3 separate regions of the Mus musculus genome follow, and regions 1 and 2 are each linked to region 3. A link is a loop called in an ENCODE intact Hi-C map of the cell type or tissue named here. Cell type or tissue: heart. All regions are shown on one strand. Links, peaks and the distances in the headings refer to the core of each region. The heading gives the core; the rest is flanking DNA.

Region 1 (10,113 bases), core at 1,070-9,069, 43 kb after region 3:
CAGCACTCAGAAGGCACAGGCCGGCAAATCGCTTGTGAGTTGGAGGCCAGCCTGGTCTACAGAGTGAGTTGTAGGCCAGCCAAGGATATACAGTAAGACTCTGTCCCAAAAACTCCAAAGTAAATAAGTAAGTACAAAAAAACCTAAAAAGCTCTCTAAATGGTTGTTACCTAACCAGACATGATCCCCACCCCCAACCCAGACACTCTGCCTTTTAGTTAGAAAGGACTAATATTTGACTAATGTCTTTCCATGAACACCAGGTAGACTAGGGGTCCGGCAAAGTCTCATTTTTCCTAGCTGTAAAATGGGTATAACAATGCGTCATCAGATTATTTTAGAACTAGGTCTAGTTGTCGCTTATTAGCAGTTACTTAGTGTTATGATTATACTTTGAGATCTCCCGGGAAAGGGATTAAGTTTCTGTGACAGGCCAAGCTATCGACCACAGATAGTTGGAGTCCAAGGGTTACCCTAAGGCCAGCCACTCATACTACTCATTGCAGTTGTGCACTTGAATGCACATCTGTCCCACTCCGTCTGTGTCCCTCCAACTCTGTCACCCCTGGTTGAGGAGGAAGAAAGGAGAGCTGGGGACAGGGAGATCACATACCTGGTTGTTTTTCCCTTTCTGATGACACTTGCTTTGCATCTCTGGGGAGGCCTCCCAGTGGATCTAGTGAGAGGAAAGGGACAGACTGCTATGTTGACCTCAATATCTACTACCCAGAGAATCAAACAGTGCTGCTCCAGAGTACTGGGGAAAACTGAAGTGAGGTGGATTTCAGAATGAGCCCTGGGATGGAAAGGACAGTGCTGTCCAGAGGTCGGGAAGGCTGGGGGCGGGTCACCAGGTAATTGAGGTCCCAGGAAGCTGGAGACCCTGTGGTCAGACCAAATGCCAGGGGCTGACCTCTTTGTGAGTCCTATCTCTTATGTCACGGGCACTGAGAGAGAACAGGGCGCCTCGAGCCCCCACCAGCAGCCTCTCAGAAGCCTCCTCCAGCAGCAGTGTTGAATAGTTCTGGGTTTGGCCCTTGAAGTGCCGAATCTGGGAGAGCTCTAGAAACGAGAGGGGCAGTGAGCCACCTGGGGACTACTTCCTGTCCCCAGCTCTGGCAGCCATAGTGTTTCAAGGTTGGGGGAGGGGTCCTAACCTTCATAGGAGATGGTCAGCCGTGGGGTGGCATCTAGCTCTCGGGATGGTCTCCGCAGTGAGGGTCCAGGCACTGCTGTTACTGTGAGAAAGCTGAAGAGGAGGGGCCAGAGCCTCCCCCACATCTTCCTGCGGAAGTTCAGACCAACAAGACCCCGAGGGCAGCCCAGGAGAGTCACAGGAGGGGAGGGGAAGAGCAGTCACTGGGTTCAAAGTCCAGGGTGTGATCTCATGGGGGTCAGGGGTCATGAGGTCATGGGGGTCAAGTAGTCATGGGGCCATGGAGGATCATGGAATGGGGGGGACATGGAGCCACAGGGTTGTGTGGCCATGGAATCACAGGTAAGAAGTCAGAGGGAAGGGCGGGTCACCACGTGCCTTTCTGTATCAAATGCAAATTCCATGGAGAGTGAGCAGTGTAGGGTCCCAGGAGGACTGTAGGGTTCTGAAGGGGTCACCTTGCCCCCAGTCTCAGGGCAAGTTCCAGGTCTCTGTCTGTTCTCTGAAGGAGGAAAAAAAAAAAAAAAACCACCAAAACAATAAATAAATATATAATCCCTCCAAAATGGAAAACCTTTGATTTGTGTGTGAATTAAGAGGGACGATACCACCCACACTTCAGGCGGCCCTGAAAGCCAGAGGCCGGACATCCACAGAACTCCCACACCAGGAAAGACTCACGGCATCCTGCCCAGCTCTGCTCGGGGCAGAGGCTGTGGCAAACTCGCTGTCTTCATAAGACCCTAGACTACTGTTAACCTATGCCATGGTAACAGCTCTCTTCCAGTCAGGAGACTGCTTGGGCCCATGTTGCTGGAGAGGCCCGATCCTCCAACAATGCTGCCTGCTGCGGGGGTGCCTTCTGCGGGAAGGCCTGGGCAGTCAGTTAATGGGTCTTTGTTGATTTTGTTCTGTTTCCCCTTTGTTTTTTCTTTCCCTCGGCCTAAGAGCTCCCTCTGGAATTTCTCTTTAATTAGACACTTCTCTCTGGCATTTTTCTCTAAGGGGTACACATCTCTGCCTTGCCCGTGCGAGTCCATACTGCACCCTCTGGCTGGGTATCTACACGAGTCCCCGCCTGCTAGACCTACCTCCTGGCAGGGAGCAAAGGCTTGAGGGGCTGGGGGGGTGGGGAGGTGCAGGGAGTTGGGTCCCTGAGCTGCACAAGTGTAATTTCTGCTGTGCAGGAGACTGCGGTGTGAAAGACCAGTTAAGACTTAAACAATATGGAGACAGTGACCTACGGGATCCTGACACTTGCAGCCACCTTTCGTGACACACCTTAAAGACTAGAACCGCGCCTGAGGTGGAGGCCATTGATAGGCCAGGGAACTTCCGGAGATTTCCTTGGCTGGGCCAGATGTGGAGGCTGCCTGATCTACCCAATGTCATCAGACAGCCATAGGCAGGGTCAGAGGGTGTCACTGGCCTCTCCTTTTCCTTCTGGGTCAAATATTAACCATCCGGCTGTAAAGAGAGGGGAGGGACCTGGAGCTAGTCAGAGGAATAGCAAGAATTTGGAGGGTTTGTTCAAGAGGTAAAGGTTAGCACTGTCACACGAGGGAGAGCGAGAGGGTCTCTGAGCCACAGAAAGGGCATCAAGTTCTTGTTTTGAGGGCTAGGGCAGCTGGAGGTTTCAGGCTGCCCAAGCCGTACCCTCCATGTGAAAGCACACCTGTTTACACTGGGGGGCCTCCTGTTTCCTCAGCACTGAAGGGTGAGTCCTCCCACTAGGGAAGTGTGTCCAGGCGGAGACAGGAGGAAGACATCCTAGGTCAGAGGAACCGCTCAGTGCGGAGTAAGGGGCATTCGTGGGTCTCAAAGACGGTGACACACTTGTACACAGTGTAGGGCCAAGAACACAGGCATTTATAGGAGTCATGTGCATGCACACACACATATACAGAGAGAAAGAGACAGAGACAGAGTCAGAGACAGAGAGAGAGCGCACAAAGGGCCAAGGCCACATAAGGTTGTTTACCTGTCATCCATCCAGTGGATCATATATCCTCAGAGGTGAACAAGCAGGGCTAGATATTCAATAGGACGGTCTTGTTCACACACATTTGTAAAGGGGGCATTCACACAGAATTGTTGCTATTGGGCCAGGCATAGTGCACACATGTATTCTGAGTCCTCAAACACAGTTACATTCGGGCAGAGACAAGTAAGTACTCATGACATGCATAAAGGGGTCTGACTTGGGCTGCAGGCTTGGTGGCTGACAGTGTCTGCTGGGGTCAGATGCACGGCTGAATCCTGTCTCCTTTCCTGAAAGTCCTGCTCTCTCTCTCTCTCTCTCTCTCTCTCTCCCTCTGCCACCCCAAGGGGTGTGTGTGTGTGTGTGTGTGTGTGGTGTGTGTGTGTCTTCTGACCTGGAGTGAATGCCTGTAATGGAGAATGGCTAACCCAGGGAGGTGGAGGAGGAGGAGGAGAGGAGATCCTCGAGTTTAGCAAATGGAAGGTGAAATGCTATCTTAGCAGCCCTCTTCCTGCCCCGCTCCACACGCCCCCCTCCCCATCTCCCCCAGATTGCATTTCTAGATCTGGAGAACTGGGCTAAAGCGTCCAGCTCCATTTAACCTGTTGGGAGGGCCGAGTTAATGGCCAGGGGGTGGAGCATGCCACCCCTCCCCCCAGTACTAAGCGGGTTCAAGGTCTCCAGTTCACACCCCAGACTTCACTCCAAGTTTGGGTTCCTTCCCAGGGTTTGCCCGCTGAACTCTGATCATCTTCTGTTAGATCCTAGGGTGGAGAAAACTGGGGAGGGGAGGACCCCTCCCACAGGATCAATAGGCTTTCAACCTTCATCCCTGATGTCCGTCTGCCTGGGGTTAGCGGTATTTGCCTCTGTCCACTAAGATGGAGATCTCTTCAGATTTGAGGGTGCCTCTCCCTTGTCTTCCCCACCCTCCACCATCCTGGACAGTTCGAGGTTTTCTCCTTTGAACAGATCTAACCTCAGTATCTACTGCTGCGGCTCGAGGACAAGCTCTCCTTCGATCCCGCCGGACGCCAGGAGACATGACCCAGATCCTGGGGAACACTGTTCTCCACGCGGGTCCCGGGCACGCTGGGCGCCCCCGACTCCGAGAAGGCCGGTCTGCGCCCTGCGCGACCCGAGGCCTGGCCCGCGCCCCTCTAAACCCTTTTATGCGGGATTGGGGGTCTCGGCGGTGAAAAAGGCCTGGCTTAGCTTGGAGGGTGGAATGGATGCGGACAAGGCTTTGCCCGGCCGCAGCCCCCCGCACCGCCACCGCCCGCACTCCCCGCCTCCCTCACCTTTGCGCTGGGATCCGGGTCCATAGAGACAGCGACGTGCGGCTCGCGGCCCCACAGCACCAGCTGCAGGAGGAAGGGGCTGCGGCCGGAGCGAGGCGGGGTGGAGGCGGAGCCGGGGGTGGGGCGGGGGCCGGAGGCGGGCCAGAGGCGGGGGCGGGGAAGGGTGCCCGCCCTCCTTTGCGACCCCCACCACGCACAATAGACCCGATTTGTGGGAGATGCTCGAGGCCCACGGCTCCTGGCGTCCCCTTTCTTCCAGGCTCAGTCAGTCTGAGTATCGCCCGCCCCCTGGTGGGGGGGGGGCTACCACCGCGTGCGCCCTAAAACAGGCTGGTCCTACGGATCTGCTTTGGTCCTAAGACCCCTCCCATTTACCTACTGCAGGGACGCGTAACCCCCGGGTCCCGGAGTCTTGTACTCTGCTCTCTAACCTGTATCTCACTTCTTGCAAAACATGTTTGCCATGCCCTCCTGCCTTTGGTCTATGGAGCGGGTGTGCTGATGGGGACGACAGTATCAGATTTCTGCGTAGCTCTTGGTTCCCAGTTCAAGGTGTGATTCCTCACTCCCTGCTCCCTCCAGGCTATTCAGTTTGAGGTCAGAGTAGGTGAGATGGGGCCCTGAAGGGATGAAAAGACAGCATACAGAGAATGCTCTTTATGCACAAGAAAGCCATGCCACTACGTATGGATCACTCAACAAATCTCAGTCCAAACCCGGGCTCACCTCAAGGGATTGCGTTTATCATTTTCCATCGTCATTTTACCTCCAAACTTTCAGTGTTCCCAGGTATCCAAAAATTCTGTGCTTGCCAGGTTCAGCCTTCTTCCCTAACTCCTTTACGATGGTCTTCTCTGAAAACTCCGGCTCTCCTTTCCAAGTGCTATTTAGAGCGAATCGAGGGCTGGGGTTGGGGCTCAAGGGCACAGTGTTTGCCTAGCATGTAGGACACTCTGGTTTCATCTCCAGCATCACAGAAAAGCAAAAACAAAAGCAACAATGAACTCGGCTTTAAATCCTAGTGAATCCTGACCTCTGGCCTTGACCTCTCCACCTTTCAAAAAGAAAAAAAAAAAATCCGTGACGATAATGATGGGCAAAGAGGACCAAAATACGAGTCTAAAAAGCAGACTCTTGCATGTGCCTAGGAATTTAAGTCGTCTTCTAGTGGCGTATGAAACTGATGAGAGCCTGGGAAGAAACTTTCCTCTTTCAAGATTCCCCAGAGCTCATACAGTTTGGCACTCAATCTCATACAATCTCAGAATTTGGACTGTGTGTGTGGCTGCAGACTGCTAGACAGAAGGGCCCAGATCACACTTCCACCCCCCTGTTAGAATATCTCCTGGCACTCTGCAAACAGGATAGTGTGTGGTGCAGCGGGGGAGACTGGGAGAAATGTTTTCATTAAAAAGTGCACACACACTTTAAACGTTTATTATATTCATTGTGTATGAAAGCGCATGCATGCATGTGGGACCCCCCACCCCATGTGTGATATCCTAGAGGATAAATTGCAGGGAGTCTGCTCTTTTTCCACCATGTGGGGCCTAGGTATCAAACTCAGAGGTTGTCAGGGTTGGTGACAGACACCTTGTCTGCCAGACCATCTCACCTGCCCAAGCCAAGCACACACTCTATACACACGTTGCTCTGGTCCACTTCTTTTTCTGTGCCCCCACCCCATGCTGAGGAAGTAGTAGTTTCATTTTATAGCTGGGGAAACAGGTTCTAAGCAGATTGTAACTTGTTTTGAACTCTGTTTATGGAGGACAGGATTGGAGAAGTCTAAGAAGGGTGGGCCAGGCAAGTCTGGGGAAGAGGACTAGAATAGACAGGCTCGTCTGATGGAAGGAGAAGGGACATACAAAAGGTTGGTGGGTTTGATCTGGCAAGAAAGGGGAGTTTTTAGTGGAAGACAGAGGGGAGAGAAGTTAGCTAATGGCTTGGAAAAACATCAGAAAAGCTGAGAGCTTCCGTATAGGTTGAATCGTGGCTGAAGGACACCTGTAGGCTTTGTGAGAAAGTGAATTGGAAGGAAGAGGGCTAAAGACGGCCAGACCTGGTACCTGGCATTGTGGAGAAACTGCAGGGACCACTAGGCTACAAAGCCGGGCTTGCCAAGTCAGCACTTGCTGTGCTGATTGCACTTCCCTCAGGAGGAAGCAAGTAGGCCAGTGTGGCAGGTTCTGCAGCTCACTGAGCTAGAGGGAGCAGAGGAAGCCTCCAGTGAACGTGTAAAGTACAGACCAAGTCTTGAGTGAATGTGGAGGGACCCCAATACCTCAGATGTCTTTGGGTGGCCTGATCCTTCTGTTGGTCCCGTGCAGATGTTGGGAGCTTGTGCAAGTACAATAGTGTGTGCCATGAAGACTAATTGACCAGTGTGTGCAAAATCTAGCAACTTCAGCTCCCTCCTCCTGCATGACTGTGATCTGAGTTTGCTCCCCAGTAGAGACAGCCTACAGAGATGAGCTCACTCCCCTCTGTGCTGTCCATGATACACCCCACCGAGGATCCAGTTGCTGGTGTCTGAGTGCTGCTCCATCACAGTGAGCACGGCCCACCCTGTCCCAGCTCTTCCCTATGAGTGTGCATATCCTTTCTTCATCCTTTCTCTACCCGAGTCCAAGGCATGCGAAACACAGCACTGGGTTTCCTTTATAATAATTCAAATGTGTGATTTCGAAGCCAAGTTCTACGATGGCACTTGTGAAACTGCCATGGGCGTTTCCATCAGTACTGCTGGTAAGACAGACTCAGTACACAATCCATTCCTTTCTCTTCTCTTCCTACGTGAGCTCAGCATCCCACCTTTCTATAGGAAACTCCCTTAACTGACAACTCTTACTCTGTGCCACAAGCTGATAAAAGGAAAATTCCTTTCTGTCAAAGAGATAAGACTTGAAGCCAAAACCAATAAGCTAGCACTAATTTAAACAAGTTTGGTGGGACACGCCTGATCTCAGCTGTGGAGGCAGGAGGGCCAGTTCAAGGTCATCCTTAGCTATACAATTTCATGACCAGCCTCAGCCTGGGCTTGAAGATCTTATCTAAAAAGTAAAACAAAACAAAATTTAAAAAATTAGTTCTAATAGAGTAGTGACTTTCTTCCCTGGGACACAAGGCAGATCATTTGTTAAGTGGGGTGTTACCTATCCTCCACGTCACTGCCAGCTGCTTCACAGGGGAGCTGTGTAAGGATGCCATTCAAAATCCTTTGGAGAACACAAATGAACTTCACTTTTGCTAATGTATTTTTCCCAGTTCTGCTGTAAAATAAAGCACCTGAGTGTGTCTGACACTGGTGTCCACACACACACACACACACACACACACACACACACACACACACACACACACACACAGAGCTCAGGACTGGCACACAAAAGTCACATTGTATTGGTGACACAGGAAGAGGAAGGACCTCAGATAGAGGTCCCTGAGGCATGAGAAACCTGCCCTAGTCAAGATGCCCTGTCTCCTGTTCACTGTGGTGGCCTTTGCTCCTGCTTTGCCATTGTTGTTCAGCACTCTCCTTATGGAGAGTGTGATCTTTTGGCCACGTGGTACTTCCTTAGTAGCGACTGACACCTATCCAACAATGCTGTAATCTTACTGTGCCCCAGAAGCCTGTTTTGCCAGTTAAAGTTTTCCAGAATCCTAGCCACTTGTCTTGGAGTTAGATCCAAAGCTGGACCTTCTGGTTTGCCTTCTCCTGATTTCCAGGCCTGGTTAGCTAGAAGGAAGTGTCAGAACATGTCTGCAGATGCTGGGAAACCATCCACCACCGTCAAGCATGCTGGGTGATTAAAACTGTGTCTGAGTGCAGGATGGCCTCAAAATCTGTGATCCTCCTGCCTCTGCCTCCCATGTGCTGGGATCATCGGTATTAGTGATTGCACCAGGCCAACATGCATGGTTTATTTATTTAACATATTTTTGGCAGCAGGAACAGGGAAGTATCCAGAGTTCCCAGAGTCTGAAGGTACAATACTCTCCAGCTATCACTGTTGGAAGATAAGACCTGATTTACAAGTAAGCACACCCACAGATGGCTGCTTCTGGTCAATTTTCTTTTAAAAATTAACTATTTTATGTGCATGGGTGTTTTGCCTGTAAAGGCTAGAAGAGGGCATAGGAGGCTTTGGAACTAGAGTTACATTCGTTAGCCATCACATGGGTGATGGGCTTTGAACCCAGAGCCTCTGGAAGAGCAATCTCCAGTTAACTGTTGATCTTCTCCAGCTCCATTAAATTTGTCTTTGAGACAGGGTTTCTCCATGTAGCCCTGGCTGTCCTTGAACTCAGAGCTCTGCCTGCCTCTGCCTCCTCCGTGCTGGGATAAAGGTGATTACAATCTTAGTCTCCATCTTGCCTCCCTTTGTTCTGTTCATGTTGCATGCCAGGCATTGTGCTGAGTTACTGCCATGTATGTGAATCCTCACAAAACATGAAATAGAGTTATTCCTTTCAATAGAAGAAACTCAGATGCCAACAAAGGTCAAATGGCCAGTATGGTGAACCTTGGGACCTGAGGCCAAGCCTAGGTCTTTTCCTCAAACACCGCGACTATCCCTAGTATTTGCACCTGTCTACTTCTACCTGGGCTGTCAGCATCCATCTTTCCAACCTAGTTTACCCTAAAGGAGAAAACAGCTGCAGCACTGGGGGCCTGGCAACTATGCCTAAGCCTTCTATGAGGTACTAGGTTTGTTATGAGTGTCAGCCTTTCCACAGCTGGCATGTCATAAACCCACCTGCCAGGTCACAAGTGGCTCTGCACTGTATGGCATCACCTTTCTTGATTCTGGGTTCTAGAATTTTAGAGACACCCAGATGAAGGGTATTTCTTCCTCTCCTGTTTCCCCCGATACCATCAGGTAAGAGCCATGATTTTGTGTTGTTCACCACCAAACCCTAACACGTAGGTAGGCAAGAGCAGCCAAACGGATGTGCAGGATGAGCTAAGAATGAGATTATTAAATTCCTGACTGCAATCCAGGAGTGGTGGCGCACGCCTTTAATCCCAGCATTTTGGAAGCAGAGGCAGGCGGATTTCTGAGTTTGAGGCCAGCCTGGTCTACAAAGTGAGTTAGTTCCAGGACAGCCAGGGCTATACAGAGAAACCCTACCTCAAAAACCAAAAAAAAAAAAAAAAAAAAAAAAAAACCCAAAACAAAAAACAAAAAACCCTGCCTGTAAAGCACACAGCACATTATTAATTGGGTTTTGTAAACATAAACTGTGGAGAGCTGTGCCCGTTTCCGTTTCCCACAGATTAAAAGAAGGCATCAAGCTAAAAACAAGTTTGTTTGTTTTTTTAAGATTTATTATTATATGTAAGTACTCTGTAGCTGTCTTCAGACACACCAGAAGAGGGCATCAGACCCCATTACGATGGTTGTGAGCTACCATGTGGTTGCTGGGATTTGAACTCAGGACCTTTGGAAGAACAGTCAGTGCTTTTAACCACTGAGCCATTTCTCCAGCCCCCTAAAAACAAGTTTAAAGCAGGGTATTTTAGATACTCAACCACCTCTACTACTCAATCAAAAGTTGCCAGACACGTTTAAGCTGAGAAAAAAGTTTTAATAACACATACACATACATTCAGAAGACTTTAAACAAGACAGTATAAAATTTTAAAGGAAAAAAAAAAACCAAACCACAAC
Region 2 (10,113 bases), core at 888-8,887, 100 kb after region 3:
AGTGGAGCTCTGAGAATTTAAAGCCAGTCTGGTCCATGAAGGGAGATCCAGGAAAACAAGGGCTACACAGAGAAACCCTATCTTGAAAAAAACCAAAATAAATAAAATAAACATATAGAATTCAATGAAGAGTAGAGATAACCTAATGAAACCAGCATCAGCCCAAGTTGTGCACCTCTATTTCCTTAACTATGTTATGGGTTAATAAGTATCTGTAGACTTAGGTCTGAGCATGGTACAGCAGTAGTTACTGTACATACCAGAGTTGAGAGATTACTCTTCCCAGGTACAGCCTCAGTGTGCTTGCTATGCTCATGCCTCGGCTTACAGTTTTTCCCTACACCAGACGACTTTAAGGAAAGGTTGCTTGCTTCTGAGAAAGAATTTTCCGAGTTGATTCTCTGCTCCATTTGTTCCTTTCTCAACTTCTTCTGTTCTCGCTCTCGGCAGTAAGAAGCTAATGACAGCTGGAACCTAGCCCCCAGTGTGCTTTCTCCTGGATGGTGCCTGGACAGGCTGCTTCTGCTACTAATACTTCTGGAGCTATGCTTGAAGATGTCACCTTCTGTGGCTGTGGCCTGTTTTCTGGAGTCTTCACTGTTCTTGCCTCGATCTCTGTCATTCTTCTCCCTGTTACTTTCATGAATGAACAGTGACTTCCTTCTCTCAGGAGACTGGTGTTTTTTCTTCTGTGCCTTGATCTCTTTGGGCAATCGATAAGAGGAAGGAGCATAGATGCCAGCTCCTTTGGGTAAATATTTGCTTAGAGACATACAAGGCCGCCGTGACTCATGGACACCACGATCTTTGTGGTGCTCCTTCCCACCTTTCATGAAAGCCTCTAAAATAGGACTTTCTTCTGATGACATCCTCTTAGGTTTAAGTTTTTTTGGTGAAGATAATTTCCTTTCAAATTGCTCTGTCCCAGTGATGGATAATCCATTTCCTCTGTATTTGATGTTTGATTTTTGAGGCGAATCCAACATATGTTTGTCTAAAACAGCCACAATTAAAACACATATAAATCACACATTATTAAAAATAAACTGATGTGTCTATTAATGTTTATATTAGCTATTAACTGTACTGAAGCTACTAAAAAATTCAATCCAATTAATATGTGGTGATAAAATATATTTTGGGGGAATGAGAGAAACTAAGAAATAGGGTTATCTTTTATGAAGTTTCATGAATCCCTTCTGCTACATCAACTAAGCTCACTATAGCTTTTTTTGTGAGCTTTTTACTAGAGAACACAAATAATATAAGCACTATAAGCTGGAATTTTTTTAATGTTAAGAATGTAGAGGGCTGTTGAGATGGCTCAGCAGGTAAGAACACTGACTGCTCTTCTGAAGGTCCTGAGTTCAAATCCCAGCAACCACATGGTGGCTCACAACCATCCGTAATGAGATCTGATGCCCTCTTCTGGTGCATCTGAAGACAGCTACGGTGTACTTATGTAGAATAATAAATAAATCTTTGAGCCAAAGCGAGCAGGGACTGAGCAGGTGGGGTTGACTGGAGTGGGAGTGAACAGAGGTCCTAAATTCAATTCCCAACAATCAGATGAAGGCTCACAACCATATGTACAGCTATAGTGTGTACTCATATACATAAAGTAAATCTTAAAAAAAAAAAGACTATAGAAGAGATGGTTTACTGTTGAGCACATTTTCATTATAACAAACATTTCTTAATCCTGAACAGTATAATCAAAAGTCTGGAGGCTCTCTAAGACAACCCATCAAAAATACATTACCATGCATACCTTGTTTTGCAGCTGGCTTGAAGAAATCTATGATTGACTGTTTCCTGAAAATAAAAGCACAGCTAATATGACATCACAACACCAAATATTCAAACCTCAATACTTTAGATCAAGTCGTGAGTGTTAGATATATAATACGGGCTGAATTCCACTTTCTTATTTAACTAATCAAGTACTGAAAATGTCAATCATAGTTTGCTAAGCCACAAGGGAAAATTTAAAAAAATATATAGCCATTTTTTTGCTAAGTTTATAAACACAATTGAGACTTAAACAGAAACCTGATAAATACTAGAGATCACAGACCTGTCTAACAGAGACTTGCAACATGAGCAGAACAGCAGATGGGAAAGAGAACAATTGGGTTGATCTGAAAAGGAACATGCAAGGCAAAGGTAGAGAGGATCAGCCGTGACTCTTACACTGATCTCTTATGTTTTATAAGATCCTAAACTAACAGCAAAAGCTAGGATGAGCCACAACTTGTGTTTCAAACTTTCTTCTTAAAGATCTAAGATTCCTTAAGATTAGCCAGGAGCAGTAGCACACACCTTTTAATTCCAGTACTCAGGAGACAAGGCAGATGTATCTATGTAAATGTGAGACCAGTCTGGTCTATGGAGTGAATTCTAGGCCTGGTAAGGGCTACACAATGAGACCTTTTCTTGAAAAGCAAATCAAACAAAACAAAATAAAACAGAACAAAAAAGCAAAGATTCAAGGGGCGAAGAGATGGCTCAGTGGTTAAGAACATGTGTTGCTCTTGCAAAGAAGCCAGGGCTCCCCACACCCAGATGGCTATTCACAAATGACTAACTCCAGTTCCAGGGGTATGTGATGCCATCTTCTGGTCTCCTAGCACCAGGCACACACATGGTGCAAATATACATGCAGCCAAAACCACTCATTCACATAAAAAATAAGTAAAATACTTAAAACAAAACAAAACTTAAGATACTTTTACAAAAGCATCATACTACCTAAGTAAAATAAAAAGGAAATTGGACAGTTAACAAGTAAAAAAAAAAATCAAACAGCTTTAATAATATGTACGGGTTACTACACACTAACATGGGCATACAATTATTTCCTGAACCTATACTCTGATCTGTTCATGCATGTTTGAAAGAGAGCCAACAAGCAGTATCCCTGAACATTCCTCCACTGAGCCAGTACTCAAGACGGCAGCCTGAGCAATCCAAACCCAAGGCTGATCTCCTTCTCTAGTGTACATTTTACTGGTAGCATTAGAAGAGCAGTGACCATCTTTCCTGGTTTACCTAGACTCCACCAGTATGTTGAGAGAACCTAAATGATGAGTGACAGGTTATGGGAGAATACATGCATTTGTTTACAGAAAGTCAATTACATTAGGTAAATTAACTCTACCACTGAGTAAAGGAAGAAATACTAGTGAAGACACATGATGTGCCTATTTCTGGCAGTGGAGAGGTGCAAAAGAACCCAGAAGCAGCAAATTAAAACCAAGATATACTTATATTTTTACTAAAAATTAACATCATACCCTTCCCCTAAAGTATTAAATCTAATACTACTCTCCAATACACCTGAATGGAAAAATGACTTTTGGTAAACCATGAAACTATAAACGAACTCTGTAGAGGTAAAATAATTGTTTCCTAAGTTCAAGCACACAGAAATATCCATTACTTATGTATAACTGGTTAAAAAAAATTATGACAGTTTTACAAGCCTTTAATCTGAAAGTGCTGGAACCAAACGTGTTAGAATTCTCAATTTATTGGATTTTGGAGGGGAAATAACTTGAATGTATTATGTGCAGCCCCCAGCAGGATCTGGCGCTGCAACCTGTAGCCAAAATATTACTATTTCTCCAGCAAAGCTTATCAACACTCACACTCAGTACCACCCACAAACCTTATATTAGCTCTGATCAACCTGGCTTGGCTGCCAAGGCGGCTGTGGTAGGAAGCAATGAAAATAGTTGTTTTTCACAGCCTTCTGTCCTTCAGAATTAAGATAAAGGATTGTGAATCTGTGCTACAATATTAAAGCATAAACTTAAAACGTCTGTTACCAATTCTTAAAAAAAAAAAAAAAAAGACAGTACCAAGTTCGTAGATAATTTGAATGTTTTATTGTCAGAGGATGTCATATGATGAAATTCTCCATCATTACATAGCTCCCAGAAAATCCTTACCATATAAAAAAAGAAAGGAAGAAAAAGGAAATAGAAAAAGAAAGGTCTGTTGGTGAGGGAGAAAGTCACTCAAAGAGAAAACAGGCGCATTCCAAAAATGTTTTTAGTATGAATGGTCGTGTACACTGTACTATTAAGTAATTCGTGGGTTTTCCTTATCACATCTTACATAATTAAACTCAAGAAACCACCAGGATCAGAACGATCTAAATAGAGGCTTCGAGAAGGGAGGGCCCCAGGGCAAGCGCTCGAAAAGGAGAAAAACAACCTTCTACCTAAAGCGGGCTCTCCGCAGCCATCTAGGCTGGTGGTCACTAGACCAAAAGCAACACCTCAACTACAGAAAAGGAGACTTCAACTCCCAGAAGCCCCCGCGCGGAGGCGGGGCGAGGGCTTGCAGGCCCCAGAACATCAAGGCCTGAGCTCGCTGAGGATGGCGGGAACTGAAGAGCAGCCGTCCGTAGTCCTCCCCTATACCCGTGCCCCCGCGACCCGGCCCCTTCTCAAGCCCTCTGCACTGTACCTGTCCCCAGGACTCTCTGTTCTTTTTCCCGCTGCAGCAGGGGCGGTACTACCGGGTCTCAGATGGCAGCGCGGGGGCGACGACCCCGGGGCTGGGGATGAGGGGAAACCTGGCCTAGCGGGCATGCAGCGCCTTGTCATGTCGGCGCCGCTGGCGACGGCGGCATGAGCTGTGGCTGGAGAAGCTGGGTGCGTGGTTGCCGTCTTGCTGCTGGGACTCGGGGAGGCTGTCGGTGCAGAGGTGGGCGGCACCCCCTACTCTCTTCATGGCGGTTCTCTCTTCGGAAGTGACTCCGGTGTGAGCGGGAAGGAACCTGAGGACCATCAGGGGGCGGGCCTTTCTTGAGGTGCCGCGTCGCGATTGGCTGACCTGAGGGTCACTCTGGTGGTAGCGCAATAGAAAGCCTCCGCCTGCCGGGAGAGGGCGGGTTTTTTGGAAGGGGGAGGGGAGATTGAAAACTGCCCTCCCCGGGCCCGTCACGTGCGCCTGGGGCGCGCGCCTCCTCGTCGGGGCCGCGGCGGCCTTGGCCGGTGCGTGGGAGTGGGAAAGAAGAGGCAGTGGCGGGTGTTACGACAGCTGGCGACAGCCGCCTGATCGAGGGCTAGGGGTGAGATTTGCAGAAGTAAAACCGAGCCTGCAGCTGTCTGTAGTGAAGATGGCCAACATTTGTGACGATTGTGCTACAGCTGCCCTAATATTTCATAGTCACTTTGGCATCTTAGGCCAAAATGCTGTCACCATTTCCTTTCTGTTCCTTCTCTTATAATGTGATTTGACCGTTCTGTGAGGGATCTTCTATACTGTGATATAGTTGTTCCGTTTTTTTGTTTTGTTTTGTTTTGTTTTGTAAGGGAGGGGGCGGGGGAGCACTCAGTCATTGAATTAGACATTTTTATTCTGTCAAAGCGTTTTGTCTCTAATGGGTTTCCCCATGAAGTCGCAGCACATAGACTTCTTTTCCTTATCAGTAAAGGACTTGTGCTTTGAAGAGGCTGTTAGGTTGGATTTCTTTAAGTTTTTATTTATGTATATGGTGCTCAATTTGCATGTATGCCTGAATGACAATAGAGCATGAGGTTGTGAGCCACCTTAGGGTTGGTGGAATTGAACTCAGGACCTCTGGAAGTAGCAACTAGTACTCTTAACCACTGAGCTATCTCTCCAGCTGGGTTTTTTTGCAGACCGAGGAACTGGTCAGAGTAATTTAAAACTTCACTTCCCATGTGTATAGAATGGGTATAGTTACTCACTTCTCTGGGTAATTTCCCTTGTCCCCCCCACTTCCCCCCCCCCCCCCCACACACACAGGGTTTCTCTGTATAGCCCTGGCTGTCCTGGAACTGACTGTAGACCAGGCTGGCCTTGAACTCAGAAAAATGGCCGGTCTCTGCCTCCCAAATGCTGGGATTAAAGGCGTGGGCCACCACTGCCCATCTTCTCTGGGTAATTTTAAGTAATAAAACCCAGCAATGTAAACAGGTTTAGATTCTCTCGTGTAATTGGTACAAATACAAGATTCTCTTTCCTTTGGGCTTCAGATTTCCTGCAGTACCCGGCCAGTTTTTTTTTTTTTTTTAGGGAAGGCTTGTAATCCTATTGTAATCCTAGTACTTGGGAGACGGAGGTGGAGGGTCAAGAGAGAAGGCCGCGGCTGTGCTGATAGTTCATGGTATAAAGGAACTTGCTTTCATGACCCAGGACCACATGGCAGAAGGAGAGAACTGATTCAGTGCGGTGAGCTATCCTATGACGTCTGTCAGCGTATACACACACGAAATGAATGCAATAAAAGATATCTTTTTAAAGAGAGAAAGAAATAGACATTGAGTCCAGCCTTGACTATGTAGCAAGATCCTGTCTCAAAGGAACTAAAAAAAAAAAAAAAGAAAAGAAAACAAATCCTATCAATCTCAAAAATGTCCAGGCTCTAACTGAGAGGAATGTTCCCTCACTTGGCTGGAGCAAATTCCTAAATGACACACACAAAAAAATTGAACAGGTCTTCCAAATTTATTGTACTGAGATTGAATTGCTTCTGTTGCTAAGCACACTAGACTGACCTGAAATTCACCCCTTTTCTCTTTCCTGGTATCCCTCAAGAGGAAGAATTAACGAGAATAAAGTGACCAATAGGCTGGCAGGTAGGAGGTAAAGAGGAACCACGGGTCTCTCCAGAACTCGCAGCTGTATACCAGGTAGTAACAATGTGAGAGAAGAAACACTCAAACCCAGGGCAGCTTGCAACTGAGAATTCACTACACTGCTTTTAGTCCTTACATTTGAAAAGAACACAGTAAGTGACAAAACTATGTTGAATATGTTTATGCCTTTTAGTGCAGATTATTTCCTGGCCCTTCGATGACTTTGTGCTGGCTATTTCTACACTAGGAACTCCCAAACAGTCCTAGCCACAAAACTTTTAATCTGATTTGTTCCATTCCACACTCAGCGCATAAAAAGAATAAAGAAAGCATAAGAACATGGTCTGCATGATCAATTAGTCACTCTTCTTGAATTATAGTATCTGAGTCTCCCGCCTCTCAAGTGTCACTTTTAGGTCTCTGCTCCTGCTGCCAAACAATAGTTTTCACATTTTCTTAATCTGATCAGCAGATTACAGAGTTAAGTGAGGCAAGAAATCCCTTGATCAATAAACGGAGATGGAGTCATAATGAAAGCACGATTTAAAAAAAAAAAAATCTCTTCTTAACTGGGAGGTAGTTGCCCAAATCCTCAATATCCATCAAGGCTTCTCTTTGTTTGAGCTGCACGGGGAGAACATATAGATTTGAGTTGCCGGCTGAGCTGCACTGAACATAGAGATGGCTGGAGCCTCAGACTCCCCTTTCCTTCAAAGAGAGTTGAACCCCTGCTTTGTGTTTAGACTCAGGTTTTCACTTTAAGTGTGTACGTATACACTACGCACAAACACTTATACTCTAACCTATAGTCAGTATCTCTTTGAGGCACTGGGGCTGGAATTCTGGGTCTCATGCATGCATGTGAGGCAAGCACATGCTCCTAAGCTATTCCTGGCTTCGTGGGAGCTTGTCAGTTTTGGCTTTCTTCCTCCTTTACTTCTTATCGGACTGGAAATAGGTGGCCAGGAAACCGTAAAAGCTGCCAGAAGAGCTCCTGTGCACTCTCATGGGGTGAGAAGACAGGAGAGAAAAGCCGAGGTACTGCTAGGGGACATGATGATAAACAGTGTCCTGGAGTCTAGGTGAGAGAGCGAAAGCAAATCCCCAGGCAGCGCTGGAAGAAGAAGCTGGGGAAAGGAAGACTTGTCTGTAAAAGGCTGCTTTGGTGAGATTTCTGAGCAACGGAAAGGAAGCCAAGTCCTGGGACCTGGAGTGGCTTTTTAAAAATTACTTACTTTATATGTGTGGGTATTCTGTCTGTGCGTTCACTTGCAAGGCTGGTGCTTATAGAGGCAAGAAGGCAGCACTGGATCCCCTAGAACTGGAGTTAGCGACAGTTGTGAGCTACCTTGTGGGTTCTGGGAATTGAACTCTGAAAGAGCAGCTAGTACTCTGAACCAAATCGCTAGCCCCGCCCACCCAGGGGCTTCTTCTGTACAGAAAGTATTTTGAGCTACAATTCAGCCCACTGTACCTGCATTACAGGAAGCCAGCAGGCTCTGATATTGATGAGAGGGAATGAACGGGAGAGATACCAAGGGCAACACTGTTGCGTGAACAATGGAACAACTCCTTAGGACAGGCAGGCTCAGGGTGGGAGTCCTGAGAGGATGCCTGAGACCTCCAACAGGGCAAGATCTCTCATAGTACCTCAGACTCAGGCATTAAGAGACTAGAGACTATTGGGACATAACAAAGACTTGCTAAAAAGCTGAAAACCTGGGACACAACTTCTGGCTTTTACAAGAAAGGCATGTTTTTGTGTTGAGATTGCTATACTTCGAAATTAACTCCAAGACTCTCAGAGGGTACTCAAGGGCAGGCCAAGAGACAAAGGCCCATGTGCTGGGGAATGGATGGGGGTAGGAATGTGTGGAGGGTGGTCTGAGAGGTGGGATAAGGAACAGACTCACAGAAACAGGAAATAATTAACTTGAAAGCCTGACAGAGAAAAAACAGACCACAGAAGGGAAGGTGAGCTCACCATGGCTCAAGTCTCAGTCAAAAAGAGAGAGAGAAAGAAAGAAAGAGGGAGAGAGAGAGAGAGAGAGAGAGAGAGAGAGAGAGAGAGAGAGAGAAAGAAAGAAAGAAAGAAAGAAAGAGAGAGAGAAAGAAAGGAAGAAAGAGAGAGAGAAAGGAAGAAAGAGAGAAAGACAGAAAGGAAGGAAGGAAGAAAGGGAAAAACCACCTTTGTAAACAGATGTTGAACTCAGCAGGGCTGAGCAAACGTGTTGGAAAAGCACCAGTTTAGCTTCAGGGGCTACCTGGGAGATGCCAAATTTAATATAATGCCAAGCAATGCAAACTTCCTAGGAACTGAGTAGCAAAACCGCAAAACCTGAAGCCAAGGACCCCTACGTCATCTTACTCCACCGTGGAATGTTTCAAAACCCAGATATTAGAAGCAGGCTTGTAATTTTCGACATAGCTAACAGTTTCTGCCATTGTTAAATTCACTAGATAGATCATCTCCTCAATCCTTCCGCCTCTACCTCTTAAGAACCAGGATTGTGAGTCATCACAGCTATTCTGGCTTTAACATGTAACTACACAGCACACGTATGCACACACGCACACACTTTCTATGGGCTTTTTCCCCTTTGTAATATATATACCTATGTTTGTGTGTATGCATATAGGAAGGAGGAGTAGAGTTCAGATTTCTACAGTGCTAGTCTATTTGTCCATCTAAAAACGTAAAACAAAGTCGGGGGAATAATTGGTTTTAGAGATGCCAGCCTGCAGGCAGGCATTTCTCACGCATGCTTAGCGAGCCATTAGAGGATTTGAAAACTAAGTGATGAGTCACAGACTACATTAAAACAATAACGACTGCTACCTGAGGATGGGGTAGAGAATGCCGGTGCAGTACACATGGTTCATGAGCTCAGAGCTGATTGTCTTTCCTGAAGAACTGAATGCTGACTTGCGGACAGGGAGAAAGCCCTGTACGTTTCACTGAATATACTGGGAGAGACTGGTTCTGTCTTGTGTTTGTTTTCTGATAGTGTGTCTTCTCCTTCCTGTATTATAACATTCTAGACAGATGGGAGGCGGATGTAACCTGTCTTGGGTCGTCAGTAATCTAGTGACTACAAGAAAGATATGGATGAGAAGGGAAAATGACAGACAGAGAGAGATCTTCCATCCCTTGCTCAGACTGTCCTTCATGAAGAACGTGACTCCCCTGGAGCTGTAGAGAGCCTTTGGGGATAATAATTTGCTCTCAGTCTTTTGCAATGCCCTTCAACTCACTGCGATGTTGTTATGTGCATGTGCACGTGCAAGGGTATTTTACCCGTATGTATGTCTGCACCACAAATATGCAGAGTCCAGAAGAAGGTGCTAGATCCCCTGGAGTTTAAATTACAGATGGTTATGAGCTACTCTGTGGGTGCTAGGACTTAAATTCATGATCACAAACTGTTGGGATTATAGCCCTGTATTACTTTATCAAGCCCTAAGTAATTTTTTTAAAGACATGGAACACTATTTA
Region 3 (8,000 bases), core at 1-8,000:
ACACTCGTGCATGCACACACACTCATACAAACATGCCACACACACACATAACACACCCAAACACACACCACCACACACCATACACATTCACACACACCACACATACACACTCACACACATACCACACCATACCACACTACACACATATCACACACACACACCACACCACACACCATACACACTCACACCACACAAACACACACATATACCACACACACCACACATACAACACATATCACACCTTGCTCTCTCTCTCTTTCTTTCTCTCTCTCTCTCTCACACACACATACACACACACCACACATACAACACATATCACCTTGCTCTCTCTCTCACACACACACACCACACATACATCGCATATCACCTTGCTCTCTCTCTCTCACACACACATACACACACACCACACATACATCACATATCACCTTGCTCTCTCTCTCTTTCACACACACACACACCATACCCCCACCTGTCATGATAATTGAATCTTAGGACCCCAGACATGACAGGCAAGCACTCTAGCCCTGGGTTCTAGACCCAGCCCAGCTCAGGATCCTCACAAGAAACCTGTCAACCCTGTTGAGACTCAGAAACCAGAGCCAACACGGATGCCTTGATACAATTGCATAGGACAGATGGACACTCAAGTCCATCTAGCTTTAAAGCACAGGTCTCCAGGCTCAACAAGTGACTGTTTCTACCTGTCTGAGGGCATACACAGTACCAGCAGACATACCTCCTAGAGCCTGTGCCATTATTTTAGAAGGCTTTGCCAATTTAGAGATGAGATGGCCCCAGTCTCTTAGCAACCCTGGGGGCAGAGAAGTTTTGTTGTTGTTATTTGGGGCTTTTTATTTGGTTGGTTTTTTTGTTTGTTTGTTTTTGAAACATGGTTTCATTTTGTTTGAGGCTGGCCTCAAACTCTCAGATGTGTCTCCATCTGTCTCCTGCTGGGATTAAAGGCATATGCTACCTCGCCCGGCCTAAAGGAATATTTTTAAACAGTCCCAGCTGCAGGGGTCAGTCCGGGCCCTCTGGGGTTTCTCTCTCATGCTGAACAAACGACTGTGGTGGAAGAGAAAAGCAAGGCAGGAGCCAGATATGATGGATAGGTGATTTCGAAGTTCACCTGGGCCACAGCCCAGTTAGAATGCATGGGCTAATGAGAATGGTGGGGGTGGGGGGTGAGAAGTGGGGTGGGGGTCACCCAGGAGACAAGCAGGGTGCTGCTTCCTTCCAGAAGTGGGAGCGAACTTTGGGTAGGTAGGTGGAAGCAAACAGAATGAGAGGCCCGATGTTGCTCCACCTTAAAATTGAGTGTCTAGGGCTGGTGAGATGGCTCAGCGGGTAAGAGCACCCGACTGCTCTTCCGAAGGTCCAAAGTTCAAATCCCAGCAACCACATGGTGGCTCACAACCATCCGTAACAAGATCTGACTCCCTCTTCTGGTGTGTCTGAAGATAGCTACAGTGTACTTACTATAATAATAAATAAAATCTTAAAAATAAATAAATAAATAAAAAATAAAATTGAGTGTCTGGAGGCCTCCGGTGACAGGCCAGTAGGAGAGACAGGTCTCCAGTCAGGGGTACCTCTTTCCTCAGTCTGCTTTCTCATCTCTCAGTTCCCAGGATGCTGGTTTCTCATGGGTCTCAGCCTTCTTCTCTGGCCAGGCCTCTCTCCTTCCACGATTCCTCTTTCCCTCTCTGTTTCTTGAAGGTAGGCACCGCCAAGCTGTTGCCTGGGTTCTTCCCCTCATTCATTGCCAAATAAACTCCACACGCAGTGTTCATACTGCCTCCTCTTCCACGGCCTCCACCGACTCCCCACTGCCTTTAAGGTCAGTCCCTAGCTGGATATGACCTTGAAGACCCTCGACGGCTCTCGTCCCTACCCTGACCTCTTCTAACTGGAACTCTTGATCCTGCTGAACTGAAATCTCTTTCTTCCTTACAGCGGGGAGTGTGGGGCCTGTGCAGAAGTTTGTCACCTGGAGACTAAGACGAGGTAAAGGCAGTATCCCAAGGGCCCCACGGTAAAGCGATGGGGGTCAGCTTAGCGGTTTTGAACAACACTCATTTAGAGCTGAGCCTGGGGAGTCAGACTGAGAACTTGGCTAGCTTACTGGAATGTATAAGGAGGACAGAGAACTTGGACAGAGGGCTTGTGTTGGGATCCCCAAAGGGATGTGGGGTGAGGGAGTGTGTCTATACTCCAACTGGGGGGGGGATTAATGTGACAGTGAAGGAGGCTGGAGTTGGCTCTCTGTTGGTGGCAGTTTGTTAGGGAAGGCCATGTTTGGGAACAGGGGCTCAGAGGGATTCTGCCCAGCATGTTCATTCAGTCTCTTGGCTGGCTTCTTTGGAGCCTCGCCCCCGCCAAGAGAAACTCTACCTTACCCTACCCTATTAGCTCTTGTCAGCTTTGTCACATCCTCTCGCCCCTGCCCTACAGACCGGGAGAGGGGCCGGGCCCTGCTCTCCGCCAGGTCTGGAAGCCCCTCTGGCCAGGCACCCACTGTGAATGAGCAGGTGCAGGCCTGGGAAAGTCGACGGCCCCTCATTCAGGACCTGGCCCGGAGGCTGCTGACAGACGATGAGGTACTAGCAGTCACTCGCCACTGCTCCCGGGTAAGTCTCTGCCCAAGGCCTGGCCTTCATTTCGGACTACTGTTCACTGATCAGTACCTGGGCTTGTTGCTGGGAGGGCAATGGCCAGTAAGCTCTCAGGCAGGAGGGAGACAATACCTAGAATCTAAGTCCCTCTAGTGGCCAGTCCTACAGAGCACAGTGAAAAGGCAGCCGTGGGTAACCCAGGAGATCTGAGGCCTCTCAGAGGAGGTGACATTTAAGTTAAGGGAGAGGAAATCAGGTGACAAACAGGAGGGGAATGTCCTTGTAGGCAAGCGACTGTGTTCTCTCCTGCCCCCAGTCTTGTCTCCCATCTCCCCCGCTGTGTGCCTGGGACAGCCAGCAGACATGGCTTTATGCCAAGGGCCTGTTCCTGTTTCTCAAGTCTGTGAGCCTTTGCTCCCATCTCAACCGTCCCCAATACCCATACTATTCTCTCTCTTTTCTCTTCGACCAGTACCAGAGGGAGTCAGTTTTGGAGGGATCCCTGGAGCCTAAGTGTTGGGGAGGCTGCGGGGCACTGTTGATCTCTCCAGGAGAACTGTAAAATCCTTTACTATCATTTTGTCTCCAGGACTCCCAGGGTCCTGTGGTGGGTTTCCTGGAGGGCCATGCATCTGTTGCACATGGGGGGCAATCTGGGCAGTTTCAGAAAGCCACTTGTTCCTAACTTTACCTGGACTGTGACGGGGCTGTGTGTTGTTATTGTGATGTGTACACTGTCATGTCTGTGAAGTGTTGTGTTGACATGCCACACATGTTCGTATGTGCATAGCATGCATGTATGTACCCATATATGATGAAGTATCACTCAAAGGCTAAGATGGGGTCATTCACACATTCTCTTTCCTAAGATCTGGTTTACAATAGAAATGCAGATGGAGGGCCCTATCATGGGCTCTGAGCTAAATTCTGTCCTCAGTTCTGAACTTTAAGTGAGCGGTGTGCTCCAGCTCTGGTGAGCCTGCAACTCCGAGATATGGCCACTAGGAGGGGCTCTGTGTCTGTATCTTTGACCAGCCCCTTTTCCCACACCCATCCTTTGCCCAGCCTTCTTCAAACCAGGACTTCATTCACTGTGGTTCTATTTACCCTGTAGGCTGAACCTACTGCTCACAGCCAACCCAATGCCCCACCCATACCCTCTGAAACAGAGCCCGGGTCTGAGAGAGAGGCAAAGTTCCCTAGTGATTAAGGCGGCATGCCTGAATCTCCTCTCTCTCCCCTGAGCTGTCCATCCACATCCCTCAGGCCAGGAACTTAAAGACCTCTCTTACTGATGCAGAGGTATTCTTCCCTCATGAGGCAGAACAGAGTACAAGTTGCTTTCTCCCACATTCTAGGCCTTACCTGGTGTGACACCCCAATCTGCCATCCCCAACTTTTCTGGGATCTTCCAGGGCCACCACATAGCTGATGTCAATTATGAGCCGCATAGCTTTAGGGGGTGCTAGTCCCATGTTCTCAACCTGTGCAGCCCTGCCGGAGGGTCTCCATGAGCCCTTGATGCCACATGAAACCTTTGTTACCTCGCTATCCTGCCTGCCCTCAGAGCTTCTGTGCTGCCCCTTGTGTCCACCCTGGAAGCGTTGGCGGAGTGGTCCCTTGCTTACGATCCTTCACCCTTCTCAGAAACTCATAATGTCTCATTGCGGTCCGTGGCTTACGGATGACTGCCACGTGAGGCCATCTGTCCCTGTTCCCACCAGAGTCCCTGACGCTCTGGGAGAGGGTCTTATCATTGTGTCTCTTTTGCCACCCAGCTGCTGATCTTGTGTTTGTGGACTTTAGGGATATGCACATATATGGTAGTGTATTGTTGATGTGAGTCCTGTAAGCATATGTGTAGGTTAGGGACACACACACTTTTTCATTTATTCCTAAATATTTATTGATGATTCATGCTAATGGCCAGAGGGCCAGCTATTTCTGTGTCTATGTCCATACGTGGTAACAATCCAAGGAGCTCTCTGAAGTTGTCTTCCTTTCACCACCAGGGGGCAGTGTGCTGCCCAAGTAACTTGGCTGCCAGTATTTCGTTTTCTAGAATCCAAGGGGTGTGGCATCCCGGCCGGTGGCATCCAGGCCGTACCAGGCAGAAGGGTACTGACTAGAGAGGCTGTAGAGCCATCCGCTTGCCAAGATCACCATTCTAACCCTGAACAAAGGGTGGGAACCGCCAGGACCACAGCCTAGTGTTGGGCTCGCATTCATTCCTTCTGCCTGGGCAAAAGCGTTGGGGGTGGGGGTGGGGGTAGAGGTGGGAGTGGAGGTGGGGGAGTCCAGCACCTGAACATTCTTTTCCTGCCCCAGGGCAAGCAATAGGAAGATGTCTTGGGTTCTTGCTTTTCCTTTACGTCTTTATCTGTGTGGCTTTGAGCAAATTCTCCCTGAGCTTCGGTTCCTCATCTGTAAAACAGGAATCATCTCAGAGTGGCCGCGAAGTGAAAGACTGCATGTAAAAGGCTTAGAATTGCCTGTCCAGATGCCATTATTGATGTTGGTACTTGTTGCAGATCTGTGGATCACTCCAGGCATTCACAAGGTCATGCATCCACAAGGTCACTGACACACCAACTTGTGGACCTTGGATAGGGCGACTCTGTCCTAGAGCGAAGATGGCCGATGGGCTCCAGGGTCTCTGTGTGCCCTGGTGTTTCCCCACACCCAGCTCTAGCTAGAGTTGCTGCTGCTGTCTGACCTGTGATGTCTCTAAATGCAGTATGTCCATGAGGGTGGTGTGGAGGATCTGGTGCGCCCCCTGCTGGCCATCCTAGACAGGCCCACGAAGCTGCTGTTGCTGAGGGACATCAGGTTGGGAGAGGCTGGGGGTGGGGGGGTACGACCCGGGGGAACGGAATGACCCTAGGACTGAAGCTTCTCCATGACTGCACCCCCTAGAACCAAGCCCTGCTTACCCCACATCCCTGCCTTCCCCAGGAGCGTGGTGGCCCCCACAGACCTTGGCCGCTTCGATAGCATGGTGATGCCTGTGGAGCTGGAGGCTTTTGAGGCTCTTAAGAGCAGGGCAGGTCAGCAGTGTGTGCAGCGGGGGTGGGGGGTTGGGGGGGCGGGCGGGGACTTCTGGCTCCTGAGCTCTAGTTGTGGGTGGGGTGGGAGTGGAGGGTGGCTCATTGGCAAAGCTATCTGCGAGCCTGGCAGGGGTGTCTGACCTCTGACCTGCTCTCTTCTCCAACCAGTGGGGCCTTCTGCTTTGAGACCTACCAGGCAAGACACGCCACCCAAACGTCACCTCATCACCCCTGTGCCTGGTCAGTCAGAGTCCTATAACCTGGGGAAAGGGGACAACCCTGGGGACATTGGAACAGGGAGAACAGGTCTTCCATCCTTGCCTCCGAGCAGGGTCACTGACTGTAGTCAGGAAAGAAAGCGCTGTCCTCCAGGCCATGTTACTCACACATCCCCGTACAGGACATTTCAAAACTACGTGTTTTTAAATCTGGTCTCTTGGCTCTGCCAAAGTAGAACTGTATTACAATACAAAATACTATTAATAATAGGTCATGTTTGTCCACCTGACCCAGTGCCCCTTTACCATGGGGCACCTAACTCTGAGCAAATCTAGACCTTGTTTGCACACACTCGGGCATCCTACAGGAAACAGTAAGCAGCAGGGTCTGCAAGGGATGGTCAAGAAAAGCCAGTTAGCCTTGACCATGTTCCGCAGATAGCCGTGGGGGCTTTTACCTGCTACCAGTGAACAGCTCAGAGGATGAAGACGGAGAGATAAGGGAGAAGCTTGGGGTCCTTAAGGTCTCCCTCGGTGCCTCTGCTCCTCACCACAAGGGAATCCCCCCTCTACAAGACGTGCCAGTTGATGCCTTTTCGCTACGCCGAGGCGCATGCGCACCTCCTCCCCAGCCACCTCCTGTGGCTCCCCGACCTCCCAGGCCTAACTGGCTACTGACAGAACCCCTAAGCAGAGAGGACACTCAGCAGAACCAGAGCCAGACCCCAGCCCAAAGCTGCAGCCGCAGTCGCAGCCGCAGCCGCAGTCGCAGCCACAGCCGAGGTCAAGGCAAGTCTCCTGGGCGCAGGCGCTCCCCTTCCCCGGCACCCATCGCCACTGCTGCCACAGCCAACGGGCGTTACCACAGGCCTCGGAAAGCAAGGCCCCTGCTTCCACGACTTCTGGATGGGCAGGTGGCCAAAGTGGGAGCCAGGCAAGGGCCCTTGGAGAATGGTCGGATAGCTGAGGAAGCAGTCGGGAATGTCTCCACTGGAGCGCTGAGGACCATCACACTATCCAAGATGAAGCAGTCTTTGGGTGAGTCCTGGGAGCACTATTAAGCAGGGTAGACTCCTTGGGTTTGAGGGAGGTTGGTGGGCCAGGGAAGGAATCTGAGTACTAAGGTATATCGTTGGAGAATCTGTTTGGAGGTTGAGACTTGAGACAGAAGCCAGAGATGGGAAGAAGGCGGGACTGGACTTGGGGCTGGGATTCTAGGATCCTCCCGGGAGCTCAAGGTTTAGGGTAAGACTGTAGTCACTCTGCTTTGGATCTTGCCCAGGCATTAGCATCTCTGGGGGCATCGAGTCCAAGGTGCAGCCCATGGTGAAGATAGAGAAGATCTTTCCCGGAGGTGCAGCTTTCCTCTGCGGGGATCTACAGGTGCGTGAAGCGCTAAGCCTCTCTAGGCCTGCGACTTAAGTATAGCAGGGTTCAAGACCGCTCCACACTTCCAACTGGGCATGTTCAGACCAGGTCATAGGAGGTGGCTTGGGAGTATGGGGGTCAGGCCGGTAAGATGGGCAGTCCTAGAGAAGAATGTGTCCCCTCATGCAAGCCTTGGCCTGAGAATGGCCCATCCTGTTCTACCTCCTCCCAAGGGACAAAGGGCCATTGTCTGTGCCCCACCCTGCCCCCAACAGCTGCAGGCACAAAAGTCCTATTGTCCACTCCCTGCACCCAGATGGGGTAGGAGTGTCCTGGCTGGTGGAGGTGAAAGGCCGCTGCCTTCAGGTTGGGTGGTGGGTGGGAATGACTCAGAACTGAATATTCCATCTCTGTGCCAGGCTGGCTTTGAGCTGGTGGCAGTGGATGGCGAAAGCCTGGAGCAGGTAACCCACCAGCGAGCAGTGGACACCATCCGCAGGGCTTACCGAAACAAGGCTCGGGAACCTATGGAACTTGTGGTCAGGGTCCCTGGGCCTGGCCTGCTGCCCCTAGCCTCTGACCTACGAGTTGTTAAGGACCAGAGCCTTGCTCCTGACTGTCCCTCCGCCCTTGGACCTGTTGATGATGCTCGGATTCTCACCCAGCTACCTCCCCCTGAGGCTAGGCAACTCCAGCAGTCTCTCAGCTCAGCTCTAAAGGTCCCTCAAAGTATCCCTAAACTCTCCCCTATA

Evidence for each region. A loop is a pair of places that touch in the nucleus more often than their neighbours do. Peaks named below come from ENCODE experiments on the same cell type or tissue, not always from the same donor. Only the 100,000 strongest peaks of a DNase experiment are listed, where the experiment ranks them.
Region 1: a loop joins it to region 3, with 2.1 times the contacts of the local background. A loop is called at or near these places in 8 of 42 quality-filtered maps.
Region 2: it touches region 3 in a loop (4-fold over the local background); 2 of 42 quality-filtered maps call a loop at or near these places.

What each region holds. Positions count from the first base shown.
Region 1 is chr19:44,983,683-44,993,795 of GRCm38, reverse strand. It overlaps Sema4g (sema domain, immunoglobulin domain (Ig), transmembrane domain (TM) and short cytoplasmic domain, (semaphorin) 4G), which reads right to left and starts at 4,452. Exons shown (of 15, transcript NM_011976.1): 1 at 4,439-4,452; 2 at 1,158-1,658; 3 at 914-1,062; 4 at 614-676. The coding sequence starts at 1,281. Slf2 (SMC5-SMC6 complex localization factor 2) reads right to left here. Exons shown (of 20, transcript NM_001081225.2): 20 at 10,010-10,113. 4930414N06Rik (RIKEN cDNA 4930414N06 gene) reads left to right here and starts at 9,246. Exons shown (of 3, transcript NR_040294.1): 1 at 9,246-9,321. In heart, for the core only: a CTCF peak has its summit at 4,734 (motif pointing left); a DNase peak (open chromatin) is centred at 4,445; H3K4me3 peaks cover 2,267 bases; H3K27ac peaks cover 1,651 bases; H3K27me3 peaks cover 717 bases.
Region 2 is chr19:44,925,814-44,935,926 of GRCm38, reverse strand. Slf2 (SMC5-SMC6 complex localization factor 2) reads right to left here and starts at 4,808. Exons shown (of 20, transcript NM_001081225.2): 1 at 4,477-4,808; 2 at 1,772-1,815; 3 at 261-994. The coding sequence starts at 4,616. In heart, for the core only: a CTCF peak has its summit at 4,879; DNase peaks (open chromatin) are centred at 4,356, 4,966 and 7,576; H3K4me3 peaks cover 3,302 bases; H3K27ac peaks cover 4,713 bases.
Region 3 is chr19:45,027,642-45,035,641 of GRCm38, reverse strand. Pdzd7 (PDZ domain containing 7) reads left to right here. Exons shown (of 16, transcript NM_001195265.1): 9 at 1,957-2,007; 10 at 2,455-2,630; 11 at 5,353-5,444; 12 at 5,571-5,662; 13 at 5,831-5,902; 14 at 6,319-6,918; 15 at 7,163-7,263; 16 at 7,668-8,000. Among named protein-coding and RNA genes, the nearest start is that of Lzts2, 14 kb to the right of the region's middle. In heart, for the core only: CTCF peaks have their summits at 2,774 (motif pointing left), 3,617, 4,621 (motif pointing right) and 5,376 (motif pointing left); DNase peaks (open chromatin) are centred at 3,711, 4,701, 5,391, 7,511 and 4 weaker places; H3K4me3 peaks cover 560 bases; H3K27ac peaks cover 1,199 bases; H3K27me3 peaks cover 371 bases.